Regions from separate parts of the Homo sapiens genome. Here all the other regions are linked to region 1. Evidence: read pairs that join two places in POLR2A ChIA-PET (ENCODE). Cell type or tissue: Panc1. All regions are shown on one strand. Links, peaks and the distances in the headings refer to the core of each region. The heading gives the core; the rest is flanking DNA.

The links. ChIA-PET counts read pairs that join two places held together with the same protein. Peaks named below come from ENCODE experiments on the same cell type or tissue, not always from the same donor. Only the 100,000 strongest peaks of a DNase experiment are listed, where the experiment ranks them.
Region 2: POLR2A ChIA-PET joins it to region 1 with 6 read pairs; 2 of 35 experiments call an interaction of 5 or more read pairs at or near these places.
Region 3: POLR2A ChIA-PET joins it to region 1 with 6 read pairs; 2 of 35 experiments call an interaction of 5 or more read pairs at or near these places.

What each region holds. Positions count from the first base shown.
Region 1 is chr5:57,452,197-57,460,457 of GRCh38, forward strand. All of the region lies in intron 1 of RMEL3 (enriched in melanoma 3), which reads left to right. Among named protein-coding and RNA genes, the nearest start is that of ACTBL2, 26 kb to the right of the region's middle. In Panc1, for the core only: no CTCF peak of the experiment used is centred there; no DNase peak of the experiment used is centred there; H3K27ac peaks cover 1,100 bases.
Region 2 is chr5:57,551,104-57,559,364 of GRCh38, forward strand. No RefSeq gene overlaps it. Among named protein-coding and RNA genes, the nearest start is that of LNCBRM, 15 kb to the right of the region's middle. In Panc1, for the core only: no CTCF peak of the experiment used is centred there; no DNase peak of the experiment used is centred there; H3K27ac peaks cover 259 bases.
Region 3 is chr5:57,812,871-57,821,131 of GRCh38, forward strand. No RefSeq gene overlaps it. Among named protein-coding and RNA genes, the nearest start is that of LINC02225, 82 kb to the right of the region's middle. In Panc1, for the core only: no CTCF peak of the experiment used is centred there; a DNase peak (open chromatin) is centred at 3,441; H3K27ac peaks cover 2,038 bases.

The sequences.
Region 1 (8,261 bases), core at 2,755-6,754:
ATTCATGAGGGATCCAGAAATGGGAAGAAAAGTGATTTTAGGGGTAAATCACGAGCAGTGGTCAAAGCCCAGAAAAAGGAACAACTATTTTGGTTATAATTCATAGCTCTAGGTTTCCTCTAAGCATTTTACAGCCTCTGTTCTGGTTAGGGGCTACCAAGGGTTTCCAAATAAGACCATCTTCAAATTTTGATCTATTTCCTTCTAAGTGGCAATGTCTCTTGGTCCCTAGAATTTCTCACAAGGTCAAGAAGGAAAGAGAAAGAAAGAGAACAATATTTGTTCTAGCAGAGAGCATACTATTTAGCAAAAATTCTTCCAGAAACATTAGTTTGTTATCTCCTTTAATTCCAAGCATGCCCCTACCAAGTGTAGGTATCACAATATAAATCTAAAGATGATACAACAGAGGCTTGGAGAAGTTGACTCACTTGTCCATGTTCATAACAGTTTTAAGAAGTGGAGACCAGATTGAACCAGGTTCAGCGTTTCTTCGGGTCACTCACTGTGCTGCCCCTGTTCCTTTGCTTTATGGGCCAGCAGGCAGACACTCCAGCTGCTAGGGTCTTTTACCTTCAGACCATGCAGCTTTGGGTGAGCCTTCTCACCTCTCTGTGCCTGGTTTCTCAATTTGATTAGGAGAAAATAATTCTGATCCACTTTGTGAAGATCTGCCAGGGCTAGAAATTGGGAAGAATAAAAGCTTTTGAAAAGTATTAAAGTTTACTATAAGTCCACCAACATTAGACAGTATTGATTGAGTGCTTTTCTTTTCATTGCCCTGGCCCAAGTGCTGTGCAAACCAAGTGAAACAGGGCTGGTTTCAGCCCTCTAGGCACATGTGGTAGACACTTAAGCTAGATTCACTTTAGTGAATAAATAAATAGAAAAAAGAAACACATCAGTGATTGTACAAATATAAACTGATATAGAGCATAAACAAACTGGTTAGGAACAAAATGTTCTTGCAGTGAGAGGACTAAAATTATCCTGCAAAATACAGAAAGAGAAAGGAGCTGCTTTGGTAAGAGTCAGTCTCCATGGGCAAAGGCACCCATTCTCTCCTGGTAGGTGATAAATTTTCTGGAGGGTCAGGGGCAAATTTGAATACATGTTATTAGTGGAACAAGCATTGTATTAGATTGGTGCAAAAGTAATTGTGGCTTTTGCCATTACTTTTAATAGATACGAAGAAGGAAGGAGCTGATAGCATGGTGTCTTCTATGAGACAGCACATTCTAGGTACTCTCAGATGTTCTGTTTTATTTAATCCTAATTCTATAGGGCACCAGACCTATACAGTAAAATTATTAGGCCCATTTTATGAATGAGAAACTGGAAGTTCTGGAAGGTTAAATATTTCATAGCTGATATGTGGCAGATCAGGGTTCTAACCTGGGCCTTTCTGACTCCAGAGTTCCTGTTCTTGCTATCCTATGTGGCATTCTGCTTTGAAAGCACAAGCTTAGAGACAAGAATGGGACATGTTGGTAGGGAGAAAAAGAAGGGAGGCACAGAAAACTACAGATGGGATTGCTGAGTGATCCCAAAGAAGTGCTGGAATCTGGAAGTGTCTTGGGTGTTTTGAGGTGTATGGCTTATATTATAGCTTCTAATCTGTATGTGATAAAGAAAAGAGAGCCAGAGCTGAAGGGTCCGAGTGGGAGGTGCATTAGAATCCAAGAAAACACTGAGGCCTTGCCCAGACCCTGGCTGGCAGAGGGTGTGGCGGCGGTTGCTGTGAGGGTGGGTGGTAAAATCACATCACGATGTGTGGGAGTGTCCTCTCTACTCCCAAATCTACATATCACAGTTGTACCCAGCCTTAATGACCATCTTGAATGCTACCTCTTCTACAGAGCCCTCCAGATTCCACCAAATTGGTGCCTTGTATACTTTCTGTGAATATCTGTTGCTTATTTGTGCTTTCTTTAGGGACTTGGCACATTCAGTTGACTTCTCTGTTATTTTATTTGTTTGTTTGTCTATTTATTTATTTATTCTTGAGATGGAGTCTTGCTCTGTCACCCAGGCTGCAGTGCAGTGGCACAATCTCAGCTCACTGCAACCTCTGCCTCCCAGGTTCAAGTGAGTCTCTTGCCTCAGCCTCCTGAGTAGCTAGGACTACAGGCGTGCACCACCACGCCTGGCTGATTTTATGTATTTTTAGTAGAGACGGGGTTTCACCATGTTGACCAGGCTGATCTTGAACTCCTGACCTCAAGCAATCCACTTGCCTCAGCCTCCCAAAGTGCTGGGATTACAGGCGTGAGCCACCGTGCCCGGCCCCCTGTTATTTTTGTACATGCCATGTCCATCTGACTAGCGACATCCTTTAAGGCAAGGAAATGTTTTCTTCATTTTGGGGGTTCCTATGGCACCTAGGTTAGAAGAGGTACTAAACAATGTTTGTGGAATGAAATGGAAGGCACAGTGGCAGAGTAAGAGGAATGTGGTGTTGCAGCTAACAGCAGTGATTGAATTAATAGTTCTTGCCTGGGAAGGGGCATATTTTAGCGCTAGTCATGACTTCAAAAATTTGAGGCTATTTTTGGCTCCAAATCTTCCTTTCCTCCTGCAGCTCCTCCATGCCTAGGGGGTTAATATTGTTCATTCTTCTCCTATACCTACAGGGAAAACGGGAGAGAAGAAGGAAAGAAAAATGTCACTTACTAAGAACCAACTCTGGGTCACAAAGTGTTTAGTTATTGGATACTCTTAGTTATGAGATGACATTCATTTGGAACAATATTTTAGGGAAAAAATATTACAAAATGACTTGCTGTATATTACATAAACATGTCAACTGTAAGTTTAATTTTCATGAAGAAATTCTGGGATGTAATGTGAGGCTCAATTGCTCTGTTCAACTTTGTCTTGGTGCTACTCCAAATCTGTGTAACCTAAACCTCTTCCTCCTCCTTCTCCTCCAAAATAAATAAATAAATAAATAAAAAGCCTCTGCTTATCAGATTTCAAACATTCACTCTCCACTGAAGCCTATATACCAAATACTTTTTATGGCTTGAGAATGCTTTTTGAGCTCTCACTCCAACTCCTGATTTTCTTAATATATTACTCCTTTAAAAATACTAAAATCTCTCCAGGAGGGCATGGATGATTTTTTTTCCTGCCATCCAATTATTTTGCCAATAAACATATTATCTACTGTACTCCTCATGTATCTATGCTGAGAGGTTGGTGTTATTTTCCTACTTTCCAGATAGAGAAGCAAGTAAAGAAAGGTAAAGTAACTTTCTAAGTTACAAGGAGTGGCAGAGTTAGGATTCGGATTCCGGTTGGTCGTTCTCTGAAGTCAGTGCTTTTTCAGTACACGGGGCTGCTTCATAACATTCACCTCTACTCATACCATGTCTCCGTACCATGTCATGGTACTCATACCATGTCTCCGTACTCATACCAAGTCTCCGTATATGAAAATCCATCATTTCCCAGCAGGGAGCAAGCTCTCAGCACCGCATCAGGCAGTAAACACCAACTCAGAATCTACTGGATCAGGAACCAGCTCTGCCCTAGGGGATCTACGGGAGTGGGGATGTGGTGAGACTTACATGAAATGTAAATTCTGAACAAGCTTTCAGTCTAGCCAGGGAAATGGAAACTGTTCTGAGAAAACTGTGAAACTTTGAAATTATAATTCAGGGCAGTAGTCGTAGGAGTTTGAGGTGGAGAGGAAGGCCCTGCAGCCTCAGGGAGGTCTCAGAGGAGAAAGACAAGACACTGGTGAAGGAAAGTGGTTGGTAGCAAATAAACTCCTGACTCGCTCCCCTCTGTGGCCCCGTTTATGTCCTGTTGAAGAAGATCTGGGTGATGGATGAGACCATCTCTTTCATTCTAAACACGTGCCCATGGGTGAAACAAAGCAAGTCTGCACACGGGAGCTTAATTGCACTCTCGAAATTGAGAGCTGGGAGACACAGGATTTTACAGGGCATTTCAGAAAACCTAACATTAAGTTTACAAAGATTACATTGTTTAGGAAAGAAAAGGACTTTATACTACTCCATCCGTTTTCTCCCTGACCTTTCAGATGAGCCCGGGGGCTTTGAGGGAAAAGCATGGAATGTTGTGCATTGCTTGCTCTAAAACCAGTTCCTGTGTGCGCAGATAGATTTTTTGTTGTTGTTAAAGCTTTGGACTTTGGCTTTCTTTTTATTTCCTTGTTCCTGTAATATATTCCTTTTCTGTGATATGCCGTATGCATCATTAGACATTTGGCAATAGCAGAGATGTCAGAACGTTTGCTTAGTAAGTTTGGGAATAAAGGTGGGGATGGAGAAAGAAGGAGGAGATGGAGTTGAGCTTTAGGAGAAAGGAGAGGAAGAGAAAGGGAAGGAGAGAAAGATGTGTCCCTGGGCCCTCAGCATGGTCGAAGAGGGGTGTTCAGATCCTGTGCTGTTCCCTTGCTTGCAGCTGCCAGGCAGATGGCTGTAATCTGAACACTGACCTACTTAGGGTATCCTCTGCATTGGCTTCCCTCCTGACCCCTTCTATCACATGTGTTCATTCATTTTCCTGGCTGAGCATTTGGGATTTTCCTATTGACATGGTTCTTTCAGATCAGCTTTGCTTCCATCGGTTGTTTTCACTTTTAAGGGTATTTCCTTAGAGAGACGTTTTATTGTACCAGTGCAGCAGCTTTTCTTAGATGGAACTCTTACACTAGAAATGTTGGAGATGATTGTTCAGGACAATCAACTGTGCGTGGTCAGCCTCCCTGCGGAAGGTTGGATCTCAAGGCACAGGAATTGGCAGGGATTTGAGAGAGCAGCAGATGAGAATTCCCAAGGAAGTCTGGCTGCTGGGTGTCCCAGGGCTTTATCAGACATGCTTGTCCTGAAATACCTTCTGAAATGACCTGGACCCCTACATCCTTTTTCTGATAAAGACTATGTGACATAAAAGAGGACTTGATTTGAAGAGTTTTTAAGTGGACATTCTCTCTGTTAATGTAATTTCAATTTCCTTTACCATAAGGGATGTGGTTTCAACTCTGAATATGTCTTTGTTTACCTTCAGATAGAATTCATGGAATTGATTTGCAGAGAAACTATATTTTATATTTCTAGGCCTGAAGACACCTTAATTTACTTGGAAGATGTTTCTTCTCCAGCAGGGTTCTCTCTGCCCACTTCTCCTGCTCTTTAAATCTCTGCGGGTAGGTCTATGTCTCTGTGAGCTTAGAGGAAGACTAATGTATTCCACCTATCTGGTTCACGAACAACCCTTTAATGATGGCAGGAGGAAATACTGCTTATGGATCTGCCCCTCATATTTACAGCTCCCAAGGCAAGAGTACAACTGGAGGTGCACATACTATATGTCTAAATATTTCAACTATAAACCAAACTGTGTCCAAAGCCTGGCCAGCTTCCTGCTTAAGATTCCTATAGTCTATTGGTCCAGCTGCTGGTGCCCTAGAAGCTAAAGGAGAGTGTTTCACTGGGGACCAGGCTGCTCACATGAGCTGAGCAGTAGTCCGACTCTGCTGGGGTGGGGGAAGGCGATCAGTGCCCAGAACTCCTGGTTGGCCTCTGGAGCTATCCAAACTCAGAAAGGGAACCACAGACCAAGTCAAGCTCCCTGAGAGCTGGGAAGGGTGCATTTCCTTCCAAAATACCTCATTAAAAAAAATCTGGGATTTCAAGTAATTCTAAGCACCTCCCAAGATGATACCACTGGAGCAGAAGATAAAACAGAGAAAGGGTATGCAGGTATTTGGCGATGTAAGTCTGTCCACATATACTACATGATTTGCTTTTTTTTTTTTTTTTTTTTTTTAACATTAGGCAAATGCAAGGGCAGAGGCCATGGTTCTCATTCCTCCTTTCCTTCGATCCAGCACAGTCATGCCACAGAGCTCACAGTCCCTAGCTCCATCTGGCCTGGGGGCGCTCATTGGCCCATTCGTCTTTCTTTAGTTTTCATGCACTCAATCAATGATCACACTTTCAAAAAACTTTCTTATGAGACTGAAAAAAAAAGGAAACAAAATCTTTGTGCTTTGGTGTTTGTAGTTGGGTGTTCTTTTAAAGCACAAGGTCCTGCCCAGAGGCTCTTTGGCCTGTTTGTGAGAGGGGTATTGGCTGCTTCGGATTTGATCCTTTATGGAGGTCAGCAACCCCAAGCCAGCCTCTGAGCCAGCACATTTCTCTTCTCTCTCCATCTCCTCCCGATCACCTGTGGCAGCTGCAGAAAGATATTAGGGATGCGTATTTTATTTTTTGTCTCTGGTTTCTGGTTCCTGTTTACTTGGGGCATATTTATGACCATCTTTAATAAATAATACACATTTATTTATATGTATCACATGTATTTATTTATATGCATACATATATACATGTTATTTATTAATAATATTTATTTAATGCTTACTATGACCATCATTAATAAATAATATATAATGATTCTATTCTATTATAAATAATATTTAATGCTTACTGTGCATAATACCACATACACATTATTTCATTGAATCAGCCCAGCAATCCTATAAAATAGGTTCTGTTAATAGACTTAATTTGCAGATAAGAAAACTGAGTTCTGAGGACACAAATTTACATGGTCAAAATCACACAGTGAATAGGACCTGGGGTGGGGAATGAAATCTAGGCCATATGAGCCAAGAGTCCACCATGTCTCACCCAGGTGTGACCAATAATGTGTCCTACTATTCAGGCTTGTGTTTCTGTCTGTATGTGGTTCTCACAGTATCTGAGGCTTATCCATGAGATTCCAAATGAAATAAACAACACCCCCATGGGAGGCAGAATAATGCTACTCCCCCAGAAAAGAGGTCCAAATATCAATTATCCTAACCTGTGAATATGTTACCTTACCTGGCAAAATGGATTTTTCAGGTGTGATTAAGTTAAGGGTGTTGAAATGGGATTATTCAGGTGGGTTCAATGTAATCACAAGTTTCTTACAAGGGAGAGAGGAAGTGGGAGAATCAGAGGAGATGTGAGGGCTGAAGCAAAGGTTGGAGTGATGTAACTGCTGGCTTTGAAGGGAGAAGACAGCCATGAACCCAGGGATGCAGGTGGCCTCTAGAAGGCAGAAAAGGCAAGGAAACAGATTCACCTAGAGCCTCCTGAAGAAACAGACTTGTGGACACCTTGATTTTTGGCTCAGTAGAATGCTTTTCAGATTCCTGACCTCCAGAACTGTAAGCTAATATACCTGTGTTGCTTTAAGTCAAGAAATTGTGGTAATTGCAAGAGCAATAGGAAACTCATGGGGTCTCCTTGCCATATATCTTAACTACCTCTTGCCTACCTGGCAAACTAATGTGGGAACAGAAAACCAAATACACATGTTCTCACTTATAAGTGGGAGCTAAATGATGAGAACGAATGGGCACAAAGAGGGGAACAACAGACACTGGGGCCTGCTTGAGGGAGGATAGTAGGAGGAGGGAGAGCATCAGGAAAAGTAACTATCATGTACTGTGCTATGCTTAGTACCTGGTTGACGAAATAATCTGTACACCAAATCCCCGTGACATGAGTTTACCTATATAACAAACCTGCACATATAATTCTGAACCCAAAATCAAAGTTAAAAAAATATAGTCTTAGTGTAAAGATAAAATATATTTTAGAAATTATTAATTCAAACAAAAAAGAAAAAAGAAATCATAGCCTCCATTCCACTGCTCTTGGGATGCTTTTCTTTATTTTTCTTCTTTTTTTAAATTATACTTTAAGTTTTAGGGTACATGTGCACAACGTGCAGGTTTGTTACATATGTATACATGTGCCATGTTGGTGTGCTGCACCCATTAACTCGTCATTTACATTAGGTATATCTCCTAATGCTATCCCTCCCCCTTCCCCTGACCCCACAACAGGCCCTGGTGTGTGATGTTCCCCTTCCTATGTCCATGTGTTCTCATTGTTCAGTTCCCACCTATGAGTGAGAACATGTGGTGTTTAGTTTTTTGTTCTTGCGATAGTTTACTAAGAATGATGGTTTCCAGCTTCATCCATGTCCCTACAAAGGACATGAACTCATCCTTTTACATGGCTGCATAGTATTCCATGGTGTATATGTGCCGCATTTTCTTAATACAGTCTATCATTGATGGACATTTGGGTTGGTTCCAAGTCTTTGCTATTGTGAATAGTGCCGCAATAAACATACATGTGCATGTGTCTTTATAGCAGCATGATTTACAATCCTTTGGGTATATACCCAGTAATGGGATGGCTGGTCAAATGTTATTTCTAGTTCTAGAT
Region 2 (8,261 bases), core at 1,773-5,772, 98 kb after region 1:
GGTAATTATGCAACCAAAATCCTTTACACTTATTATCTCATTAATTACTCAAAGTAACTATTATTATTCCTCTTATTTCAGATAGATGAGACTTCAATTAAATCGAACCATATTAAATTGTAAATGTTAGATCATTTTTTGACCTACTTACAAAAAAGGCAATTTTATACGTTTCAGCTTAATAGCAAGTGGTGATGGCACTGGGATTAGAATTTCAGCAGTTTGACACTGGAGCCATCTCTTAAGCCTTATATTATTATTATGACTGTCATATATACCAGTAACTGTTGGTTTTCAATAGCAAAAAAACCCACTCAAATTGAAATACATTATTGAGTTTCAAAGTTAGTGTGTGATAGGGTTCTGAAAACGAAAATGTGCTTATATAAACAGTATGAATGTGAGATGGATATGAGGGAGTAGGGTAATGAGATAGTAAAGAAAGCAACTGAAATTACATGCTTTTCCCTCCATTTGGTCCATATGGAGTTGGAGACTACAGGTATTAATGCTAATTTTCTTCCAGACGTGAAGGACTGAAATATCTTTTGTTCTGACTTATAATTTTCAGCTTGGTTCCAAATCTCAAAAACTGCAATTTTAGGCTATGATTAGAACATAAGATTGCTTCTGTCTACTAATTTTCAGGCAGAATAAGTTTACAGTAATAGGCTTATACAGCTTTTGTGTTCAAGGGCCAAAGTCTGTAAAATATGTGGGAAATTGGAAAAGGAAGGAAAGGTTTCTTGCCAAACTTTTTGATACGTTTGATCCTTTGCAATGACTAAATATGCAATGAAGACCCAACAAAGAATCGACTGCCATCACAAGACCACTAGGTAGTTTCTTTCCTTCCCCAGATACAGGGTATAAAAATGTTTTCTAATTGAAGGTTATAATCAACTAGTTTTTAGCGTGTTGTTCACAGAAGATTGAAGCTTCTCAAAGGAGTATTTGTTTCTCTGATTTTTGCTGACACCCTTTATTACGCCACAGTTCTTAGTCTTAACAAAGGGGCTTTATATATGAAAAGTGCTTGCTGTATTTTAACACGATAAATGAGTCAAGTGGTGATGACTTAGGCATAAGAGAAAAAAAACAAAAGATACTCTAAAGATGTTTAGGATTACTAGACTAGGACTGGAAAGAGTAACTAGAGATGACTGACCACTTAAGTGACTGGCAGTTGGAAAGTAGTCTGTGAGAGGCTTCTTGTGGAAGTGGATCATGTTGCTTCGTTTAATGAGGCTGGGTTATGAGGTCCATGTGGCTGAGCCATGCAGCTGGTCACTTGGCATTTGAGTGTCCAGCTAAATAGGTACCTGCAGTGGAATAATATTCTGAACCTCTGTTCATTCTTCTGCAATGTTTTCTTCCTCGTTAAATATCCTGTATTCCCCCCAAATTAATGTGTGTAACCACTTTTTTATCCAAGTATCACACTCTTCCCTGAATACATTTATTATATATGCACTGCACATACCTTTTCAGAAGAGTAGGAATTGTAAAGGTTATGGGAAATGAGAAATAATTTTTTTAATGAATGAAACTAATGGTTGCTGGTTGCCTTTTCCTTTTGTATGGTTGGTACCTTTTTGCTTATGAACATGAGAATAGTGGCCTTGGTTTTGTTTAGATTGCCCTAGGAATGTGTTCTTTAGGAGCTGTGACCTAAGCACTTTCAATTTTGATCTTGTAAAAAAACAATGCTTTTGTGTTTTTGTTTTATTTTTATATAAGTAAGAAAAGGAAGGTGTTCTATATGTTTGTCAAGTGGGCCTTTGTATGTCAATATCTGTCACATAGAATCATAGAAAATACAGACATTCTTCCAGGACTCATACTCTGTGTCTGGTCCCAGGCCTATCAGTGATTCTTTATATGATTTAAAGTATGTCCACTCTACTTTTCCTTCCTTCTTTTTTATATATTGTAAAATCAATTTCCCCTCAGAAAGTTTAGAAGGAATGAATGAAACTAAACAATGAATATGAAGTAGGAAAACACGTTTTTTAAGAACTTAATAAATTAATTTCTTAATTAATTTATTAATTAAGGGGTTTTGGGGAAAAGAAGAGGAACATCCATCAGAGTGGTTCTAGTTCTGCATTAGCAGTGTGTAATGACTGGATGTCTTCCTGGGTCTGCAGTGTTTCACCTATTCTTACTCCTGTCACATAGCCTGAAAATATTTTACCATTGTTCTGACTTCAAAGGACTTGACTAATAGGAATACACAACTCGATATTACCCGTTCATTGTGATTCTTAATTTGCAAATAATAATAAATGGAATCTAGGACAGTATCCTCAGTCTGCTTTAGTATGTTCAAGATTAAAGGGGAAAGTTTCCTAAAGTTAATCTTCCAATTCTCAGTGAAAAGAACATTAAAAATAGAGAAAAAGGCCTTTGGGTCAAATGAGTTTTGTGTTTGGCACTGACATAGAGAAACCTGTGAATACATTAAAAGTAGAAGGCACATAAACCCAGTCTACCTGAATTAAAGACATGAATACCAAAAGGCTTTCCTTGGAGATCAGATGCTATGGGTTGAATTGTGTCCCTTCTGTCAAATTCATATTTTGAAGACATATTCCCCAATACGTCAGAATGTGACCTTATTTGGAGATAGGGTCTTTACTGAAGTAGTCAAGTTAAAATGAGGTCATTAGGGTGGGCCTTAATCCAATACGTACGTTATATTTATGATTGGAGAAAACTTGGATGCAGGCACACAGGGAGAATACCATGTGAAGATCAAGGCAGACAGAAACTGGAGTGATGCCTCTATAAGCCAAGGAACACCAAGACCAGCACACAATGAGAAGATAGGGGAGAGGCATAGAATAGATTCTTCCTCACAGCCCTCAGAAAGAACAAACCCTGGTGTCACCTCGATTTTGAATTTCTAGCTTCTAGAAGGGTGAGAGAATAATTTTCTGTTGCGTAAGCCACCCAATTTGTGGTACCTTGTTACGGCGGCCCTAGCAAACTAATACACCAGGAAAGGAGTTAAACCTTGAGATTCTACTTACAGGGGCCAGTGTTATGACTGAAAAGACCACTACTCCCCAGACCTGGGCAAATAAAACTGAAGAAGGAATAGTCTATGGAGTTGTTTCAAATGATGTTCTCATTTAGTGATGTCTGAAATACAGTCTTGCCTATTTACCTCAACTACAGAAAGAAAACTAAGTAAAATTGAGGAGAATGAGCTTTCATTTCACACATCAAAAAATGTGTTTTCTGATTTCCCAGTGAAATTTAGGCTGACTAAAAAAAAAAAAAAGAATTCCTCATGATATTGTCACTCTAATTTTTCTAGGTCACTAGAGCACGGAAAAAAATCTGACTGCTCCACACCTGAATTATACCAGTTTGCATAAACTAATAAAATTACAACTTAACTACTATCGTGAGGAGTTATCCTGTTCGTTATGGTGACAGAAGCTGGGCATGAAGAAGGGAAAATGCTGCCAATCCCCCGGAAAGCCATTAATGTTACTCTGCCAGGGGATCTAAAGGTGTGGGAGAGGATTTTAAATATAGCACCCATCTTAACCACTGTGAATAAGCAACACTACTATAGGTAATAAGAAGAAGCCAACCTTAGACATATGGCTGGGCCTTAAAGGGACGCAGCTGAGAAAACATAGCCCTCGTCAGGTACTTTAATAGGAGGAGTTTAATATGCTAAATTCATAATAAAGGTGTTATTAGAAGAGCTATAACCACTCAAAGATGGGGTCGATGGGAGAAAGGGAGGTGGTAGTGTTTCTAGAGCCTGCGATCTTGGGTAATAAGGATAGGAATTGAGACCACTGAAGAGATATAACAACTGCTGGGCATGGTCCAGAGCAGGAGAGGGGAACTAGCACCCTTGCTTCTGTCTTCCTTCCAGCCTCCAGTGTCTTTCCAGCACTTGTTATGGCAGCCCTAGCAAACTAATACACCAGGATAGGAGTTAGACTTTGGGTAAACCCTTCCCTTAGGATGGCTGGAGGGAGCATACCCCACCCTGGCGTTCCCACTCATCACAGGTCAGCCAGAAGCATTGCTGAGCAGAACTGAAGGCAAGTGGCAAGGAGGTGTGGGAAACATGGTTTGCTGGTGTCGGCTCCTTGGATGATGGAGGCAGGGGAGGAGTATTAGTTTCCTTTTGCTGCTGTAACAAATTACCACAGACTTAATGGCTAAAATCAGCACAGAGTTATTTCCTTATAGTTCTGGAGGTTAGAAGTCTACAATCAAGGTGTTGGCAATGCTGCATTTCTTCCAGAGGCTTCTAAGGAAAATCTGTTTTCTCACCTATGCCAGCTTCTAGAGTCTGTCTGCCTTTCTGGGCTCACTGCCCCTTCCTTCATCTTCAAGATGCATCTCTTTAACTCAGTTTCATGGGCACATCTCCTTTTTTGACTTTGACTCTCTTACCTCTCTCTTGTGATTACATTGGACCCACTAAAATAATCAGGAGAATCTTTCCATTCAAGATTTTGTTTTTATTATACTTTAAGTTGTAGGGTACATGTGCACAATGTGCAGGTTTGTTACATATGTATACATGTGCCGTGTTTGTTTGCTGCACCCATTAACTCATCATTTACATTAGGTGTTTCTCCTAATGCCAACCCAAATGTCCATCAGTGATAGACTGGATTAAGAAAATGTGGCACATATTCTCCATTCAAGATTCTTAACCACATCTCCAAAGTCCCTTTTGCCATGTAAGGTAACATTTTCATAAGAGCCAGAAATGGGGATGCGGACATTTTGGGGGGCCATTATTCTGCCTATCACAGAAGGGAAGGTAACAGACATGGGGTCATCAAGCAAGTGACAAAGGCCTCCTGCTAGCTCTTAATAGGCCTTTTCTATCCTTTCCAGATGCTCCTTTGCACACAATTCCATGGCATTTCAACTAGCTCAAGTCTTTTTTCTTTCTTTTTTTTTTTTTTGAGACTCTGTTGCCCAGGCTGGAGCGGTGTGATCACAGATTATTGCAGCCTTGACTTCCCATGTTGAGGCAATCCTCCCATCTCAGCCTCATGAGTAGCTGGGACCACAGGCACATGCTACCATGCCTGGGCTAATTTTTTTATATTTTGTATAGACAGGGCTTCCATGTTGCCCAGGCTAGTCTCAGAATCCTGGGCTCAAGCAATCTGCCCACCTTGGCCTCCCAAAGTGCTGGGGTTACAAGCATGAGTCACTGCACCTGGCCTGCCCAATTCTTATACAATATCTGTTGGATCACTGTTTTGGAGGCAAGTTTGCCCGTTTACAGGGTACTACAATGAAGGCTTAGTGAAATGTTATCCTAGAATACCTTCTTGGAAACTTTGATTTAGTTGAATTATTTTTGAACCCGGCAGTTGCTGAGATGGAATCAGAGGGTGGAGAGGAAAGGAATAGGGTTTGTTTCAGCCCAGGAGCCTCTAGACGTTGACAAGCCGACCCCTAGGTGAGGAGAACCCTGTATGTAAGCTGAGCAGTTGTCAGGACAAAGGCTTAGTGTTTTAGTCTGCATCCCATTTATGTGTGTGTGTGTGTGTGTGTGTGTGTGTGTGTGTGTGTATGTGTTGCAGCTTCTGTGGGAAGCACACCAGCAGGAGCCTTCTTGTCTTTAAACCCTTCCCTTGGGATGGCTGGAGGGAGCATGCCTCACCCTGGTGCTCCCACTCATCACAAGTCAGCCACACACAGAGGTGAGCTGTTCCTGGAGAAAGTGAAGACCCAATTAGACAACAGGTCTACTCTATGCAATTGGAAAATCTGAACATATTTTTCGGGGAAAACAAAATCAAAACCCTAGTAACAGAAAGTTTATAAACAACTGCTTCTCTCCTTCTCTATTTTTGCATGTTCTGAGAGTTCTGAGCAACTGTCTCTCCCTCCCTCTAATGAAGTCCAACAGAAGCTTCTGATTTTGTGGGTGGCAATGTCTTCCATGTGTGGCTTCCTAAGAAAACACCCTTGGGATGAAGGTGGTGTAGTGCAGTGTATTTTCCAAAGCAATCTTATCCCTGTTAATTTTATCAAGAAATTTATAAAGAACAATAACTGTGAGACAAACTTAGATGCAACTAGGCCCTATCCAAGGCTGGTTTCTAAACTTTTTTTTTTTAAATTCATTGAGAATAGTCTCTTCAACCTCCACCTTTTTAGTTGCAGTGGTCTAGATTGTGCTAGAGTGTATTGAGTGAATACATGGGCTATAAGCAGAAATTCAAATTTTCTGAAGGGTGTAGGTGCCTCTATTTCAGGAACATAATAAGCACTCTGGTATGGTTGGGCTCTGTGTCCCCACTCAAATCTCATGATGAATTGTAATCCCCAGTGCTGGGGGAGGGACCTGGTGGGAGGTGATTGGATCATGGGGGTGGATTTCTCCCTTGCTGTTGTTAGTGAGTGAGTTCTCTGTTTGAAAGTGTGTAGCACTTCCCCCTTCGCTCTCTCTCTCTCCTGCTTTGGCCATGTGAAGACTGCCTGCTTCCCCCTTTTACCTCCTGCCATGATTGTAAGTTTCCTTGGGCCTCCCCGGAAGCACAAGCCTGTGTAGCCCACAGAACCATGAGCTGATTAAACCTCTTTTCTTAATAAATTGCCCAGTCTCAGGTAGTTCTTTATAGCAATGCAAGAATGGACTAATACACACTCACCCAGCCAGCTCTCCAACAAGAGTCTGTTTTATACAGTGTGAGGCCTGGCAGAGAAAATGGAACAAGCCATGGATGCATTCACAGTCTATCTTGGTTTTTGGAAATGGGAGTTTCAGAAAAAAGGACAGGGCTGGGATCATGAAAGGGCTTGGCCATCATATGATAACTTGTACTGACCACTACTGGTATTAGTCCACAACCTCCTGGCTGTGGCCATTTGACTAAGGCAGCCTCTTCTTGGTGTAATTCAGGATTGTGAAGATCCACAAGGAGGTGACAGTACAGTTTAACAACTGAGGAGCATCTTCTAAGGCATACAAATATCCTGGTAGGACATGAGATTTAAAAAAAAACTAATCATGGTCCAGTTCCTACATATCCTGGTGAAACATCAAAACCTTGCCAAGGATAAAGGATTTGGCTTTAAAGATGTGTGTGTGTGTGTGTGTGTGTGTGTGTGTGTGTGTGTGTGTGTGCGCATGAGAGAGAGAGAGAGAGACAGAGAGAATGCACATTGGAGTCTGTGTGGTTGGCTCGGGGGAAAAGGGAGTAGTTTAGGAAAAAGGAAAGTCTGACAATAACAAGTAGAATCTGGAAACTACTTTTCTATAAAACTTTTCAAGGGCCAAATACCTCTGCAATGTCCTCCTTCTTGGCTACTGAGTGGCATAGGTAAGTAACCAAGGAGCTGCATATGGTCTGGTTAATGTCCTCTAGCTGTATGGGACTAAATTGGTATCCTTCTGCAACGGAGGTGTATTTATGGCTAAAATGGACTCTTGGAACTGCTTCTAAATCTTTGATTCTAGGAGGTTTATTGTGCCTGCTATACCAACTGGACCCTAAGTGGTTTTAACTTCCTGGAGTTAACTGTGTCACCATGACTGCCAAATTGTAGTCCCTGGTACCTGGTTCCCTATGAAGACCACAGTGGGTGGTATGTGTGGTGGTGATGATGACATGTATGCAGGGGAAGGCAACAAGGGAGTTGTAGAGACAAATTATGGCCTATGTCTCCATTTGTCTTCTGTTCAGGCTATGGAAAAAGCACTTGAGCAAGAATCTCACTTTCTGCAAAAATAAGTCTTTCTGAAACTTTTAGCTTTTGCAGTTCTACACAGTGAGCATGGCATCTGTGTTTTCCCATACCTGCTTACTTACCTCTGCCATGCAGAATATGCTGTAGTATTCTCATTACTGAATGGGAACGCAGAGAAAGGCTGATGGCAAGATAGCAATATTAAAGTAATATAATTTCTTGGTTCAAATAAAATATTGTATGCAAAAATGCTTAATAAACTGAAATGAATCTGTATATTTACTTTAAGTTCAATATTTGATATGCAGTAAGAATGCTTCTTGAAATGAGAAAGTGATTTAAGGAGAGATAAAAACCAGTGTATTGACTTAAATTTTTTTTAACTTGTGGCAAAATATGCATAACATACAATAAACCATCTTAACCATTTTTAAGTGGTTAAGCTCAGTAGTGTTAAGTGTATTCAGATTGTTGTGCAACCAATCCAGAACTTTCTTCGTCTTGCAAAACTGAAACTCTATTCCCATTAAATAGCTTTTATGAATTGTGCTCCTATGAACATT
Region 3 (8,261 bases), core at 1,773-5,772, 360 kb after region 1:
CAAGATTTCTCTCCTACATGCCTACCATTAAATAAAACAAATGTATTGGTGAGAACCAAAGAAACCTTGATAAAATAGGGCAGTTATCATTTTCATGGATGGAAAAGACAAGATATTGGCTAGTTAGAGAACAGAATCTTGAAAATTCCTTTTGTGAGTGATTCTATTTCTGCCAAACATACATATTAGAAACACTAGTTTGGGAACTGCTGTGTAGAAAAGAAAGCTATGAAACTATTACAGACTGTGTTCCATTGCTCAGAAAATATGAAGAAAATGTCTCTTATGACCGAAGTATATTATTTACTATTAAATTATATACATTATTTCTCATATATTATTATATATTTTTATTATGTTTCTCACCCCATGACAGAAGGTCAAAGATTAACAATGATATTTTGAAATATTGAAAGTTAAGGCTGGAGAAAAATTTCTATTAAATCGTTAAGGAAGGTATCATTTGAATGTAAAATTTTAGGGGAATAAAATATAAAAATGAGTAATTTTTTTTTTTACTGTAGTGTAAGACTAGCTATCCTTGCTCCAGAAGGACGGTAGATCACACGCATGGCTATTTGCTCTACTTCTTTTAAACTGCATCAGGAAAATCTATTTTATTCAAAAGTTTAGTAAAAATAATTAAGTTTGATGAAGTGACTTATTTCATTTGCTGCTTCGTATGGCATTTAGATCTAATCCATGTAATTAAAGATTTATTTCTAACTAAATCTAGAGCAGAAATGTTGCTAAGGATAACCAACTAAAAGTTGATAACTGACAAGTAACTATAAGTGGATACCTTAATTAGACACTGTCTGCAAAGGCCACCGTGGGGGCTGGGAGGGGTGGAAGAGCTAAGTACTGTGTTTTGATTTTGATTTCTTTGTCTATGTGTATGCATGTGTGTGTGTGTGTGTGTGTGTGTGTGTGTGTGTGTGTTTCAGTTGACAAGGTTTTCTCTAATTAGTAGAATTACCACAGATACATACAGCAGAGTCTCATAGTTCTCATCTATAACCCCTTTTTTAAACTTTCTGCCTCAGAGTTTTAGAAAGATTGACTATTGGTTAATGAACTGGGAAAAAAGTGTGAATGAATATAGCTGAGGAAAGGTCTTACGTGGTCCAAAGAAAAGGAAAGATTTGATACAGGGAATAAATGAGTTGGCAGCTTAGATAATGTTCAGGGATGTATAGTTGGAACTTCTGAAATTAATTATTCAGCAGCTAGAGACCTTTACCTCTAAGCTAATGTTGGTTTAAGTGATTCCTCTTAGTAATGGTCATAAACTAGAAAGGAAAGATACAATTACCTTTTAGAACTTAGAGATTTCACATTTATTCCCCAAATATTGATTTTACTCTCTAAAATTATCTACTTTGATGGTATACACTGTTTCTCAAGCAATTTATTTTTAACAGGATCCTTAAAATTCATGCATAACCATTTTTCCCCAGTCTTCAATCACGATGGGAAATAAAGACCCAATTTATAATCAGAGTTCTTTTATATCAGCTCCTCCCAGGTAATTATTTTATCAGAATACCTAGCCTCTCTTCCACAACTTTAGTGGCTGGTGTCTACTATTCTCTTATATAGTCAGGTGTCTATTATTCTCTTATATAGTCAGTAGGGAGGCAACCATAGGTCCTCTCTCATCCTGAACTCATGTGACCTAGGGCTTCAGCAAAGATGCTGTCCACCTTCACCTTCAGTGAATGTTGACCCAATTTTGGTTCTTGCTGATCCTACTTCTAAACTAGAATTGTTATACCCTTTGGTGATCTGCCAAAGTCAATCTAAAATTCCCAGGGAGTGTTTATAGTTTAGGCTTCACTAATATCCATACCAAACTTCTCTATACAAATTTGTGTGTACTTGACTAAAACCAAGTATTTAAATTATCAGAAAAAGCCTGTTTCAAATAGCTAGGCTCTGTGAGTCCCTCGAATACTGAAGAGGCAGTAATTAGACAAAAGTTAAGCTCCTGGGTATTTATTTGACAGTGTGAACTACAATATCCCTTGGCAGATGAAAACTTCCTGTGAATTTATTCAACGCATTCCTAAATATTATGTACTCCCTAAGTGATATGCATTGTTTCAAATACTAGATATACGGCTGCCAACAAAATACCCAAAATTTTGCCCACATGAAATTTATCTTCTAGTGGGTGGAGAAGACCATCAACAATTTTTGGTGTTCTTACTTGTTAATGCTGCTTAGTAGCTATGAAGAGCCTGCACCAACAAGGTGGGGTTAGGGAAGGGAAACTTCAAATAATGGAACCATTACCAATGATTTTAAAGGTTGCTGTTCCTAGCACTCACTAGCCTACCACCCAAATTCTGAAAAGCCAGGAAACATATTAATCTCCCTATTATGTTGTTTTGAAAATCCTCTATGATAAAACTTTTTGTGTCTTGGTCATTCAAACAGATATAATTTATCAATTAAAGAAGCATCTCAAAAATGAATGAGAAGAATCTTGAGTCCTCTTGGTCTAGTCTTTTGTTAGATCCTTTCTTGATTTTTCAAGTGTTAGAGTCATCCAAAGGTCAATAAAATCTAACTAACTAAAAAGCAGTATCGAACATTTATTTTGATGATTCAAAACAGTGAGAAGGGCCGGGCAAGGTGGCTCACGCCTGTAATCCCAGCACCCTGGGAGGCCGAGGTGGGTGGATCACGAGGTCAGGAGATCAAGACCATCCTGGCCAACATGGTGAAATCCCGTCTCTACTAAAAATACAAAAATTAGCTAGGTGTGGTGGCACATGCCTGTAATCCTAGCTACTCGGGAGGCTGAAGCAGGAGAATCACTTGAACCAGGGAGGTGGAGGTTGCAGTGAGCCGAGATCGTACCACTGAACTCCAGCTTGGTGATAGACCGAGACTCCTCCTCAAAAAAAAAAAAAAAAAAAAAAAAAGTAGTGAGAAGGGTAAAATACCTGAAGGACACAACTTAACAGTGGTACTGGTAAAACCTGTGCAAGCTGATTAATAGACATTTCAACCTCTAGGATGACATGAAATAGCATTTTAAGGCATTATAAGAGAAGATTCAAGTTCCTATATAAGCTCATTCAATTTCATTTTATAGCTCCTGTTTGCTATTTTTCTACAAAACTATTTATATTCTAGAAAAAAACATATTTTTATTCAAGCTCTTTAAGTCAATATGAGTCTAGCTAGACCTGCTGAGTTGGTTCTTTCATAAATTTATGGTAAAAGTTCAATATATATCCTCTAGCTGTACTTCTCTTTTACTATGTATGACTGGAAAGATTCACTCTTATCTTTGAAGAATACACCTCCTACTGATTGGTCTCTTGCTGAGTGCTGTTGACTGCTCTGAAGTTGACCTCATGGTTAGCAATTCATTCTAAGGCAAATGAATCATTTCATCAGCAATAGTCATGCAACTATGAAATCTCAGTGGTGGTTTCCCTGGCCATCTCTGCCAATTACAAATACCAGGGACACTACTTGGCTGACTTCAGTCTTCACATCCAAATAAGGAGAGACAGGTCAGGTTAAAGCTGGACAGGGCTTCTGTGCATTTTATACAAAGGAAATGGGGAGGCTCTGCAGGAATTAGTCCATATGCACCTTTTCAAAGAGGCCTGGCACTACCCCCTCCCCTTCTTCAGTATTCTGTACATTCCTCAAATACAGAATGAACAGAGTGGAGCAAGTTTTACTTACCTCTCCATCTTAAATAACCACTAACATTCTCTCAAGGATCTAGGATATAAACCTGGTGCACTAATTCTCATCACAACAAATTTCTTCTTTACTTTTTCTTAATGCCTTCAGGAATAAGAGAAACCCCATAAATCAGAAAAAGCCTCATCTTTTAAGAACTACTGCTCCTTTAGAGGTGGAATTGTTTGAGTAATTGTATAATGGTGCTTGGCACTTAGTAGGAACTTAACAGATATTTGTTGATTTAATGAATAAGTGAGAAATATTTGTTAGGCTGCAGTTTTAAATGAGTACAGCTGTAGAAGGTCCAAGCTCACCAAGTCCAAGACGAGAGAATGTGGTTGGTTTGCCATTCACATGGCTGGTCTTGGTTTGGGATTTTTGTTACCTGAGGGACAGTCTCTGCTGAAAAAAAAAAACCCTAGCAGAACCAGGCTGCTACTGTGACTGAGATCATTCTTCTGTGTCTACATATTTTATATGCCAAAGGAGAGTACTTCCTTTGCCTGTCTAAGCTCCAAAACTAACCATTCCTGTCTCTAAGCTTGTCAATGCTTTCAACAGCATAGCTTGGAATGGTGCCAAAGAGATCTACAACTAGTTTGTATTCATTTGGAATTTTCAGTACCCATTTTCCAAGATAGACAAGAGATTCACAAATTTTCCGTCTCTGAAAATGCTCCTGTTTCTGCCTTGAAGGGCTGTATCATATCTAGCCTGTAAGAAACAAGAGAGGTCTGTGAAGAACAGCTTGGGGAAAAAAAAGGTGAGAATTGCCTTCCAATGCAGAATTGTATGAAGCAATCTTCACTTTTGAATCACAGTGTGCTTCATGCCAAAATTCAATAGCCACATCGAACATCAATGAGCTGAGTGTGGAATACACCTTTTCCCAAGTGATCTAATGCTTTTCCTAAGTTGACTTTTGAAGTGACACAGACTTCTGTTGCTTCATTTTTAACTTCTTTTCTTTCTTATTTTATATCTAACTTCTAGCTTTGTCCCTCAAAACTGATGTTAGTGCTTCATAAGCCAGAAACAATGGGAAAGAGGCACCTCACCGATACCAAGATGTATGATGTTGCTGTTCAGTTGAAAGGTTCGCAGGAGGTGGAAGTGTAAGTGGACTCAGTGCATGGTGTGTAACATGTTGTGAGAATTTACTCCTCTGCAGCTTTGGTATTAAAGTCTGAAGTATTGTGAATCTGTGCATCACTTGTAAAATCAACAACCATAAAGGCCATTTAAATATCCATAATATCTTTTGTCAGTAGGCAAGCCAATTGCTTATGCAAGAAGTAGATCAATTTAACCTTTTATTTGGCATACATTTTCTCAGTTTTTTTTTTTTTTTTTGGCACAGACCACAATGTTTTTATAATCAACTCTTAGCCAAAGCAGAAATTCATACAATCATATTTTGCTTTCCTGTTCAGGATTCTTTTCCTGACACATTTGTCATCTGTGACCAAGATTTGCTTTAACACCCTAGGTTGAACATTGTTCAGTGACAGATGTTCGGTTACCCTTTTAATAAGGAGGTGTTATGTGATTTCTCGGCCAGCTAGAAAAGCAGTGGTCAAAGCAGGAAATCCGATTCTTGACCTTGTTTTTTTCTTTTACTCTTGTCAGACATACTGGTACTTCTTGGAGGTAGATTTCACTTCTATGCCCTATGTGTCAGCATAATAGGCTTTCTCACTTATGTTTTGAGACAAACAAATTATCAGGCTAATGTTTAAAATCCAACAACTACCAGAAATGGTTATAATTCTAATAATTCCAATATTACAGAGGTAAGCAATAATAGGTTTACACTCACTGTCATTCACTCTCCCTCTCTCTCTCAAACTTATTGAACATTCTTTCCATGTTAAATATTAGTCAATAAACCCTATATTAATTAACACATTTAGTTCTCATAAGACTGCTTGGATGTAGATTCAAAAGTTTTAAAAATGAAAGCATTTAAAAGTTAAGAAACTTGTAAAGGGTTATACCATAGTTAATAATGATACCACCCAGGCAGCCTGACTTTAGAATCCATACACTTAACCAGACACCATAGAGGCTCTTGTAGATGCAAAATTCTTTATCAGATATGTGATTTGCAAATATTGTCTCCCAGGCTATAGCTTGTGTTTTCATTCTCCTTTCATAATGTTTCAAAGAGCAGTTTTTAATTGTAATGAAGTACAAATTATCATTTTTTTCTTTTTATGGATTTTTGTTTTTGGTGTCATATCTAACAAATCTTTAACTCAGGGTCACGAAGGTTTTCCACTTGAAGTTACATAGTTTTAGGTTTTAAAATTAGGCCTATGATCCATTTTGAGTTAATTGTGTATATGGTGAAAAGCATTCATTAAAGTTTACTATTTTACATATAAATATCCAATTGTTTAAGCATCATTTATTGAAAATACTGTTCATGCTCCACTGATTTGCTATTGCATCTTGGTTAAAAATCATTATTCCATGTATATGAGCAACTTCTGTACTCTGTTCTCTTCCATTGATCTATTTAGCCATTTTGATGCCAATGCCACAGTCTTTTTTACTGTAGCTTTATAATGAGTTTTGAAATCAGGAAGTTTTGGTCCTCCAACTTTGTTCTTTTTCTAACTTGTTTGGGATATTCCAGATCCTTTGTACTTCCATGTGAATATCAGAATAAGCTTATCAATGTCTACAGAGATGGCTGCTAGAATTCTGTTGGCTTTATGGATATTTAAAGAGATTTGACATTTGAACAACATTGAATTCTTTAAGTTATGAACAAAATATACTTATTTATGCCTTTAAAAATTTCTGTCATTGGGAGGCTGAGGCGGGTGGATCACAAGGTCAGGAGATCGAGATCCTCCTGGCTAACACGGTGAAACCCCGTCTCTACTAAAAATACAAAAAATTAGCCGGGCATGGTGGCGGGTGCCTGTAGTCCCAGCTACTTGGGAGGCTGAGGCAGGAGAATGGCATGAACCCAGGAGGCGGAGGTTGCAGTGAGCCGAGATTGCGTCACTGCACTCCAGCCTCGGTGACAGAGCGAGACTCCATCTCAAAAAAAAAAAAAAAAAAAATTTCTGTCAGTGACATTTTACAGTTTTCAGTGTGTAGGTCTTGCACATCTTTTGTCCTATTTATATTCCTAAGTATTTTACATATTTTATGCTGTTGTAAATGGTTTTGTTTTTTAATTTAAATGTCTTACTGTTCATTTTTCTTCAGAAATAAAATTGATTTTTATGTTGCTCTTCTATTCCTTAACCTTCCTGAAAGTTCACTTATTAGTTCTAGTAGCTTTTTTGTAGATTCCATTGGATTTTCTACAAAGATAATCATGTCATATACAAATAGAGAGTGTTCATTTTTAATCTGTATACCTTTCATTTCTTGTGCTTGAGCTAGAATACATCAGTTAAATAGAATGTTGAATTTCTGTTTCTATTAAGTGCAGACATTTGTTTTGTTTTTGATCTTAGGTGAAAAGGTTTTAGATTTCCTTTATAACATGTGCTGCTGGGTGTGGTTTTTGCATAGATGTGTGCCCTTTATCAGGTTGAGAAAGTTAATCTTAAAATATATTCCAATTTCATCTAAGTTTTAAAACTTAATGGTATAAAATTGTTTATAACATTTCCTATTATCTTTGTAGTATCTGTAGAATCCATAGTGATGTTTCCTTTTTCATTTCTGATATTATAAATTAGTATCTTCTCTTTACTTCTGATCATTCTGGCTAGAGGTTTATAAGTTTTATTATTTTTTCAAAAATCCAGCTTTTGACTTATTTTCTTTTTATACTTATATTGGATTGAATTCACTTTTTATCTGTTTTCCTAAGGTCATTCATTTGAGGTTATTTATTTGAGACTTTTCTCCTTTTCTAATATAAGTGTTTAGTGCTATAAATTTTCCTATAACTACTGCTTTAGCAGCATCTCAGAAAATTTTAAATATTTTGCTTAAAATTTTATTGAGATCAAAATTTTTATATTTTTCATTTTGATTTCTTCTTTGACTGATGGATTATTTATAACTGTGTTATTAAGTTTCCACATTTTTGGAGATATTATAAGAATGCTTTTGTTATTGATTTCTAATTTAATTCCACTGAAGTCAGAGGGCATCCTTTGATGCTCTCAAAGTATTATAGAAAACTTTTATATTCATTGAGACATTTTATGACCCAGAATATGTCTATCTTAATAAATGTTCCATATGCACTTGAAAAGAATATGTATTCTGCCATTTTGGGGTGTAATATTCTATAAATATTAATTAGGTCATATTAGTTGTTAGTGTTGTTCAAATTTTCTATATTCTTTTTGTCAACTTGTTCTAACAATTATTTAAAAAGCTGCATGAAAATCTCTGACAATAATTGTGGATTTATCTATTTCTCATTGCATTTCTACCAACTTTTGCTTTATGTATTTTGAAGCTCTGTTATTAAGTACATAAATAATTAGATTTTTTTTTTTTTTGAGACAGAGTCTCACTCTGTTGCCCGGGCTGGAGTGTAGTGGCACAATCTCGGCTCACTGCAA